Regions from separate parts of the Homo sapiens genome. Here all the other regions are linked to region 3. Evidence: chromatin contacts called from ENCODE Hi-C data. All regions are on one chromosome and are shown on one strand. The core of a region is the stretch at or near the end of the contact, and the rest is flanking DNA. Distances in the headings are between cores, read along the strand shown.

What was found. Hi-C counts contacts between places; a loop is a spot of excess contacts on that map. Pooled maps may share reads with other maps.
Region 1: a map with no recorded cell type shows a loop between it and region 3 (8-fold over the local background). The contact joins the promoter of RAB30-DT here to the enhancer-like site in region 3. A Hi-C loop is called at or near these places in 3 of 37 single-sample maps with no recorded cell type and 3 of 50 pooled maps.
Region 2: a map with no recorded cell type shows a loop between it and region 3 (4-fold over the local background). The contact joins two enhancer-like sites. A Hi-C loop is called at or near these places in 3 of 37 single-sample maps with no recorded cell type and 3 of 50 pooled maps.

Annotation. Positions count from the first base shown.
Region 1 is chr11:83,070,146-83,073,315 of GRCh38, forward strand. RAB30-DT (RAB30 divergent transcript) reads left to right here and starts at 1,921. Exons shown (of 3, transcript NR_038903.1): 1 at 1,921-2,001; 2 at 2,478-2,659; 3 at 3,158-3,170. It overlaps RAB30 (RAB30, member RAS oncogene family), which reads right to left and starts at 1,752. Exons shown (of 5, transcript NM_001286060.2): 1 at 1,546-1,752. LINC02951 (long intergenic non-protein coding RNA 2951) reads right to left here. Exons shown (of 3, transcript NR_186233.1): 3 at 2,257-2,551. RefSeq lists an enhancer at 1,705-2,194.
Region 2 is chr11:83,050,711-83,053,878 of GRCh38, forward strand. The region is part of intron 1 of RAB30 (RAB30, member RAS oncogene family); the gene reads right to left. Among named protein-coding and RNA genes, the nearest start is that of SNORA70E, 11 kb to the left of the region's middle. Within about 2 kb of position 1,826, at least 23 of the 41 ENCODE cell types and tissues checked have a DNase peak (open chromatin) inside an H3K27ac peak, as active enhancers do.
Region 3 is chr11:88,352,869-88,356,090 of GRCh38, forward strand. All of the region lies in intron 1 of LOC101929174 (a long non-coding RNA gene), which reads left to right. Among named protein-coding and RNA genes, the nearest start is that of CTSC, 17 kb to the left of the region's middle. Within about 2 kb of position 1,468, at least 4 of the 41 ENCODE cell types and tissues checked have a DNase peak (open chromatin) inside an H3K27ac peak, as active enhancers do.

The DNA.
Region 1 (3,170 bases), core at 671-3,170, 5.3 Mb before region 3:
GAAGAAATGAAAGTACAGGAGAGAAGGGTAGGGTGTCCAGAAGAGCAGAGCGTCATCAACAGAGAGACGCAGAGGCAAAGGCTAACTGTTGATCTTTTCCCAAATCCAAAAGCTGCTCATTGGCATCCCAATAAATCACTCTACTACAAAGCCCATACAATGGACTGTCCTTTGCATTCAGCATCAAGCAGCATTTAATGAAATATCACACAGCTACAACTTTGGAGACCTAAGGATCTGAATTTAAAATGAACAAAATTGGCTTAGCAGCAGAAGACAGCCAGTAAAGAATTTCGCCCATGTCTGACTCAGCTAGGAAAAGGTTTAGCATTCTAGAGTTAAGCAAATACTCTGGCATTTCTCCTTCTTTTGACATTCCAAGAGGGGGTGTGGTTGACCCCAGGCCCATTCATTTCCAAGGGTGTAGATCTCTCAGCCAAGACTGGCCCCATCTGTTGTGGAGCCAGCCAGCTGTTTATCTCAAAGTAACATATCTATTGCCCTAATTATCCCTATAACTCTTACAAGAGCATCATGTAAGTCAGAATGCTTTCTCTCCTGTTAAATGTCAGTTCGTTTAAAAAAACAACAATAACAAAACAACCAAAATCACTCTTCCATGGGCACCTTTCAGTAATGGCAAATGAAGGTTAACAGCGCTTCTAACTTTCCCTTTCTCTAATGTGTTAAAATGAACCCCTCTTCCCTAATCGATCTCTTCAAACCGTTATTTGTGAGTAGTGACTATGCCTCAGGAAACAGCAGCTCATTATGGTACCATTGTCAGTGGCAAAGAGCCTATGCAATGTAATTTAAAACACACAAGCACAAATCTGTCGGCTCCACTTCCAAACAATCTTGAATCCAGCAGTCGGAGAACGGAAAACATTTAACAAAAACGCTGCTTCCAGCAGCCTGAAAGAACCTTCGCCAGACACGTGAAATGTTTCTGACTGGCACGGAGTGCACCATTAAAGGACACTGTCACCTCAAATCAGCAGAAAAGGCGAGACAAACCACATAGACATACACACATAAAATAAAGCCCTACAAAACTTAAGCACGTTCATCTTAAAAATTAATAACTAGTGCTCGTCCAAGCGACATTCAAATGTTCTAAAGTAGTGCGACCACATTAATTCACTGTCTCCATTTCTCCCCACGCATCACCCCTTCCCACTCAAACCTCAGCTCTCGGGCCGTGTGTGACAGGACTGCAGTCCCCCACCTCTGCCTTCCTCAGATTTTCCAAGAGCACTCCCCAACATCCTTCCCAGCCCAGCCCCCTCTCTCCGCCTCAAAAAGGTTGAGAGGAGTTGCGACTAGGGAATTGGCAGGCACCCGTCCTCTGGCGGGGGAAGGTTGCTGGAGTTGTTCTTTGCAGTGACCCAAATGGCACAGAGCTTTTCCCCTTAGCTGTGCCTGCAAGCCTCTCCCCAATCCCCCCCACCTCCCCACCGCTCACAGCTTCCCAAAAGAAAGCCTTGAGAACTAAGCGGGAGGAATAACTTGGTAGAAGCATTTGAATAAATCACTTCAACTCACCTGGTTTGGGATTTTTCTCCCCACCCCAGGCATAAACAGAAATGGATGTGCGAATGAGTCACGCACGCAAGGGAAGGTCTGCGATGTCCTGAGTCCAAGGGCTGGAGTCAGTCCCTGCCCTGGTGCTGCTGCTACACTTAGCTCAGCTGGAGCGAGCGGCAATCGCAAGCCCAGCAGCAGCAGGGGGTGGAGAGACCGTAGCACAATGAATGCAGTGGGGCTTTTGCAATGACATCATCCCTCTGTCCAAACGTCCCCAATAGCCATGCTCGGGAGCGGTGCTTTCTGGGAACTGTAGTCTTCTTACGTCCTGAAGGGATACCCAGGCAATCCCCGAAACTACAATGCCCAAAATGCTCCAAGTGGGACGCGCCCAGAGTGAAGGAGCAAAGGGGACTCGGCCGCCATGTTAGGAGTACTGGGACGATTCCGCGGAGCCGGGCAGAGGTTTTAGGGGTGCGCAGGAGTCAAGTGGTGGTTCAGTGGGGACGGTGAGGTGGAGGACGATCTGGTCGGATAGCCGCGGGCACGAACCTGGGAACCAGAGGGTGGAGGCCATGCTGGGGACTGATGTAGGGCGGGACCGACTGGAAGCGGCATCCAGAGGCCCAGTGAGCCTCGGTCTCAGCTCCTGAAGGGGTTGCATGGGGCCCTACGCTTCCTTCTCCATTTTTTAGCTAAGAGATTGAGAGAGTCGGTTTACTTTTGGGCTTGGAGTATCATTTAGATCTGTTAACAGTACAGTTGAGAGAGTTGGTGTCTTTTGTTGAGGTGCGAGGACCCGAGGCGGCGACCCTCGCCTTTATTCGGAGAAGCCCACTTCCACCCACAGAGTTGGGGTAGTCCTCCGAAATGCATTTTTGTTTTGCCGTTTGTTTTCCAACCCCCTTTCACTCTCCCCAAAGCTTCAGATTCACTGATTTTTCATACAGGAATGATTAACAAAGGCGTCCGAAGAAATCGTTGTTGGAAGGTGACCAAGGTGGAAAGAGACGTTGCTTTGGCCCTGCAAGTAAGAAGAGAGAGGGAATAGCCTGAAGGAGTAACACTAAATTTAAAATGACACTTTTTTACCAACCAGCGAAAGCAGATGTTCAAAGGGGATATTGGCCAGGTGCGGTCGCTCACGCCTTTAATCCCAGCACTTTGGGGGCAGACGCGGGGAGATAGCGTGATTCTAGGAGTTCAACCCCAGCCTGGGCAACATGCGGAGACCCCGTACCGTCTCTACAAAAACATTAAACAAAAAAATTAGCTGGGCATGGTGGTGTACCCCTGTAGTTGCAGCTACACTAGAGGCTGAGGTGGGAGGATCGCTTGAGCCCGGGATGTTGAGGCTGCAGTGAGCCTCGATCCTACCACTGTGCTCCAGCCTGGGCGACAGCAAGCCCGTGTCTCAGAAAAGGCGGGAGGGGTGGGATATTATTGATGATAGGCCTTCTGACGTCTGGCAATAGATTCCAGAGTAACATCGGTCATGGATAAATTTTTTTTTTAACTAAGTGACTGAAACCAAAGTTAATTGTCTTTTGAGTGATTTTGCACAGTATCTCAAAATGAACTGTACTTTTTTTCTTGTGTCACTGAAACAGTGCTGTGTGTTCTTTTTCAGAGTCTGTCACACT
Region 2 (3,168 bases), core at 576-3,075, 5.3 Mb before region 3:
TGCATTTTATAATGGCATCTTAGCATTTTGTGATAGTGTATTAGGAACCTCATTTTCTTTTTCTCAGTGGTACATAAAATACTTGTACATGTTAGAAATGATGGTGACATAGATTCCATGAAATGCAATCATTTGGTGTGGCTGTGGTAATAAGGGTTGGAAAGGTTGCAGTGAACCGAGATCGCATCACTGTACTGCAGCCTGGGCAACAAAGCGAGACTCTGTCTCTTAACAGCTTTTGAGTCCCTGTGTGGTTCAAACTAGCTAGGTGCTCACCAAACCTATTTTGTTTTCTTCCTGGGCAAACAGGCCTTTCTCAGTTGTTACTGGGTCACAACTAAATTATGGGGTCACAAACTAAATTATAATCAATAGATTGAGGACAGAAGTGATATAAGCCACTTTCAGACCTGGCCCATGGAATCCTTCCATGTGAGATCCTTCCATCTCCTTCTCCATCTGCAGGTTAAAAGGAGAAAGCTCTAAGAACAGAGGAGTCACAAGATGGAAGGAGCCTGGGTGCCCGAAACATTAAAGGCAGCTTAGCCAGGAATAACCATGTTGAACTGCTGTACACACAAGAAATAAACTTCATTTTTATTGAGCCACTGAAATTTGGGGGCTGGTAGGGAAGTTACCTGCTCTAAAACCTCCTGGTTCCGGCTGTACCTGTTCTTTTCATGGTTACATAAAATACCTCAGTATCCTTCCCACACATTCTCTCTTTACCCCAATTAGAGTTGGGTTGCTTCCGTCCATAACTTAAAGAGTTCTAACACAGCCAGGAAGAATGAAGAGCTATCATTTGAAGCGGCAAGAAGGTGGAAGTAAGCAACGATCCCTAAGTGTCTTGGGAACACCTAGAAAATTTGTCAGAACAGGGTAATAATTCCAACAAACTGATGACAGTCCACGAAAGACCCTTTTCACTTTCCAAGGGCTTCTAGCTTTAAACTCATAAAGCACTTACAGTTAAAAAAAAAAAACAAAAACCCTCTTCCCCACCCTCATTTCATTCTCAGAAGCATGTATGAAGTTGTAATAGCCCTGACGTATGGTTTACCTACTAAGATACCCTCAGGAGTTCTCATCTAGCAAGTGAGATACACCTTATTTATCATACATAGCCAGCTCTGCTGTCCCAGAATCTATTGGAAAATGAATCACACATAGCTCTAAGAATTCAAATAATTACTCTGGGGTAAATAGTTCTGGGTATGAGTGTACAACCCTGGCTAGAGTTTTCAAAGATAAATATTCAACAATCACCAAAGCTTCTGGTAGCATTTACAATACTATAAATGAGATTACAAAAATAAACAGGAGAATGATGCCACAAATGCCTCCTTGAGCAATAATCAGGTTTGCCAGGAACTGGAGACCAGTGATGACAGAGCAGGCCTCCTGCTCAATTTCCAGAAACATTTCTCTTTGAGCCAAATTTGGTCTTTAAGAACAAGCTCTGGCATCTGTAAAACACGCTACAGGCTTGTTATAAAGCCCATTTATACTATATATTGAGTTACGTGACTCAGAACAGCAGCATGAAGCTGGGATTGTCATCAGTCCTTCCTTTTCAGCAATAAAAACAGGCTCAAACAGATCAAGTGCTCACAGCCCCAGGATTTGTGACTTGAGCCAAGACTTAAGCTCTGATCTCCTGACCTCGGATCCTCTATCCATTTCGCTATAGCCCAAACTATGGAATACCAGGGAAGAGAAATGGCCTGGCTAGAGGAGACTTTTCCCCACTGCCATAATTCATCAACCCATGTTGGAAGCTAGTTTTCCATGTTGCATGCAGCCATGTGTGGGAACTTAACAGCAAGGGCTAAAGGGCCTGAGAGAGATGTCTGGCCTGCCTCCAAAGCCAGCTGGGAAAACATTCCCTGACAAGACACTGTGCCCACAGGGGAACACGAGAGAAGAAGGAGCCTGAGGCAGCAGATTAGAAGTGCTGAGCCTTCCATGTGATCCTGTCTTAATCTTATAGTTCAAGGCCTCTAAGAACCAGTTGACAAGGTCTCTCAGAACTGCAAAGATAGAATCTGGAGCAAATGAGCTGAAGTTTTCCTTTGTTGGGGAGGGAGAAGGGATCCACTACAAACCTAGCTGACCTCAATCAGCATTCTCTCAGATGATTTTTATGAGCCACTTCTAAAAGACAAATTGCCAAGATCAAACACTCATACATTGACTGGGAAAAGAGACAGTGAGGTGCAAGGCAATATTAATATATTAATGTTTTAGTAAAAAAACTTTCCCTGTGACTTGGTGATCTACCACCTCAGAGAGAAGACACAGGGAACTGGAGCTGTCCTTCAGTGTGTTAGAAAAGTTGAAGAGCTGGCCTCCCCTAACTATCATGAATCCCCTGGGCTCCATAGATGGAAGGGAGGCGTCTATGCCCTGCACCCTGGGTGGTTCCTCCAGAAATAGAAACTCTAGTGTTTTGAAGGAGCATGAAGTAGAGGAAGGAGCCTTAAACCACTGTTTAGTCTCCTTCCAGCTGTGACCTTAAGCAAGTCACAACCTCTTTGAGCCTCAGTTTTTGTACTTATAAAGCCAGGATAAGAACACCTACATTACAGGATTGTGGGGAGGATCAAATAAAATTATAAATGCAAAGGGCAGAGCACAGCTGCTCAATTAATGGTTAGTGCCTAACTTTTGCCCCTCAACCTCCACTTCAATTTCTTAGTATTGAAATTGTATATTTAGTAATTCTAATCCTTAGTAACTCAGCGGTACTTAGTAATTTTGAGAAAATCACATATATTACCCAGTGTCTTGGCAATTTCACTTGCTTTTTTGAAGCATAACCATCTGTGACTTTAGTTGTGAGCATCTCCAATAACTCTGGACCCTTGAGTCTCTTACTAATCTGCTCTATGCTTCCTAAATGCCTTCAAAAAAAAAAAAATCTAACCCACAGGTCCCTTTTTAACCTTATAATCTTTCTCTAATCTGGAAGAGATTCTAAACCTTATAGATATTTGACAAATTGCTGGGAACTTAACTGTCATATATGACTAAATTTTCCATAAGACTTAAAATAAAAAGTTTGCCAAAGTTTTAATGACTTTAATAAATAAGTGGCCAAGTGTTATGGTTCATGCCTGTAATCCCAGCACTTTGGGAGGCCAAGGTGAGTGGATCACTTGAGGT
Region 3 (3,222 bases), core at 218-2,717:
GTGAGCCACCATGCCCAACCTCATTTTTATAATAACAGTTACTGTTTATTAAGTGTCTATTATCTATAGACAATTTGTACATATTCACACTGTCTAATCCTTACAGGTGCACTATAAGGCAGGCATTATTTACTTCATTTTGGAAATGAAAAAGTGTTACAAACAAAGACATTAAGCATCTCAATAAACATGCAGTTAATAAGTAGCTAAACTAGAAAGCTTGGTTGATTTTCAGTTTATGAAAAGTTAGATACTTATTTCTTCCCAGTGTACCACACTGCCTTACTTGTATACAGACTAAAAAGATATTCTGGTTATACTGAATAAATGGTCATCCATATATAATATAATAAATATAATACTTTTTAAATCTTAAAAACTGTATTTATTCAATAAATATCTATTCAACATGGAGTACCTACTGGTAAGTGTTGCAGCTACTAAGCAAGAGGAAATGACAGGAGAGTAGATATTTTTGGAAAAAAGTTCATTCAAATGGGGATATGTCTTTGAAGCACCTGTGGGATATAATAATGGAGTTGTCTAGTAAAAGGCTGGGAATATTGATGTAGGACTCGGGAATGGTCATTCAATCTTGCAATAAATATTTATTGAGCATCTACTCTCTTCAAGGAATAGGCAGACAATGAGAATACTTACAAGGTGTTCAGGTTACCTCAGGCGCTGGCTAACACAGTTTTTATTAGTCATCACTAAATAAAGGAGAGCTGACGTTACAAGCATAGAGATCACCCAAAGAAAGGCTATGTCATGCAGGGGAAAAAGGGGAAAGAAAGGGCTGAAGATAGTTTAAAATAAAATTTAACAAAAATGTTTAAGAAAAGGGGTTCATAAAAGAGAAATTAAGATATGCAGAAAAAGGACCAAGTAAGAAAGAATGATATGATGAAAGCAAGGAAGTTTTGAGTCTAATATTTGATGAATGAATTTTTACTTCAGCCATCCCTAAGTCATAGCGAACTTTGGCTTCTATCTTCAGGACCATATGTCAAATTGGTGTCCCATTTGTTGGGCTCCTGGCAAATATTCCCAGCTTATTGGGACACTGATCAGAAATCTAGAGTCAACAGCCCCCAACTTTCTAGAGAACTTAGGGCCCCCTGAAACTGCAGTGTGGCCACTCCTGATGCACATTACTATGAGCATGTGGTTCTGTGCTACAGACTGAGCAGCATGTTAAACCTGATAGTTTTCATTATACCGTTATACCACAATGTGTCATATACTGAGATGCTTTTTAAACATTTTAAATGTCAGCTTATCATTTTTCTCTCATAAAAGGGTACAGAAACATTACCACAAGTTGAACTTTCTAGTTGCTTAGAACCTGGAATGAGGAGGAATAAATAAAGATTAGTGTCCCGTGCTGGACTGTCTTTCTTGGTTTTTCTTTAGAAAATTGAAAAGCTGTAGGCAAAAAATCTGTTGCATAATTGCAAGAGTTAATTAAGAAAAACCCATCTGCGTGTGATTCACATGACATGTCTGAAAGTCAAAATGAAACTATCATCTAATTTGCTGAACTAAGTTTAACATGGTTCCCTAGAAGGCTGAAAAAACAAACTGTTCCCTCTGTGATTATAATTTCTGATTTTGTTAAATTGAATCCATTAATAGAAAAACTATTGATTCAGGGGTATTATTAGGTATCTCTATAGACATAGAGACAATAAATATTTAGAGAATCTCTATGATTCTCCCTAGAACTCAATTTGCACAAAACTGTCATTTTAAATCACAGAAATACTCAAAATATCTGAAACATATATTGGAAAAAGTATCTGCTAGGAGCCAAGAAACCTGGCTTATAATTATATCTCTCTCACCAACTCATTTGGATGTTGAGAAGATCAAACTATTTCTGTGATTCATTACAGGTCAAATTAGGGATAATTGCCATGCCTATCTCACTAGATTTTTATGAACATTGAAAAAAATTCACTTTTTCAATAAAGATTCATTCATTCATACAAGTGCATATTTACTTACTCCATGCTAAGCTGTGTTAGCAGCAAGGAGTCAGCAATGAACATGGCAAATGAGACCCTTGCTGTCATGGAGCTTAAATTTAAGCCAGAAATAAAACTTCAGGTACATGTGGGTTGAGTATCACAAAGGTAAGTGTCAGTATCATAATGATAATGTATGGTAGTTTACGAAGTCAGAGAACTCTCTGAGAAAGTGATAGGCTGAGCTCTGCTGGGTAAGCGTTGTGTATGCCAACAGCATTTAAAGTCAAGGAAAGAACATGTTGAAAAGGTCTATAGAAATTTGAGGAAGTGTGAATAATCCAGAATAGCTAAAACCATGAGTGGTGGAGAAGAGGTGAAAGATTATAGTTATGAAAACACATTGTGACATGGCTAGTGAGAATACAACATGGTTTGAACATTTTGGAAAGCATTTTGGTAAAATGAAATAAGAATCTCAAATAATCTTTTTAGCATTTTATTAGATAATTTCACATCTGCACAGCTATCCTATTAAAAATAATATAATACACAGACAAAATTAAGAACAATGATGTTTATTAATGTATATTTGTAGTAGAGAAAAACAGAAAATTATATAGGTGTGGGCAAAAAATTACAGTTTGTGTAAATGAGGAAATATTTATAGCTAATAAAAATCTGTACATGGAGTTCATAATAATAGAAAATATTTATTTAATAATATTAAAAGAAAGAAGGAGAGGACAAGGCAGACATGGGCCCAGGTAAATAATAATCACTCCATGAATCTCTGTCACAATTGAGGAACTCTCAGATGAGGATATCCTAATTTTATACAGGGATTTCTGGCAAACCTCTCCACCTCTCCTCTGGAAAAGACAATATCTTGATTATGCCGGATTGTCTCCAGGAAGGAGATGGAAACATCTCATCTTTGATATCCTGGTCAGCAAATAAATCTGTCCTCTGACCTGTAAGGAGAGACCATTTCTAGCTTCCAAGAAGCTCTTTGCTATGGGAACAACCTTGAAAAAACAGCCTAACACAAGATCTATAGAAATGCCATGGAGAAATGCCTCTCCAAAGTCCTATTTTTTTTAACTTTTAAATTTTTTTTTTACTGTAAATATTTTTTAATGTTTTAGAAAGGGTTACTATTATGAGCACATGACATTCATTATGGTGGGAAAAACAGAAAGTTGGCTACGTAGTGACTTGAGTTTCTTCCTGCCTCATAAATGTCAGCTAA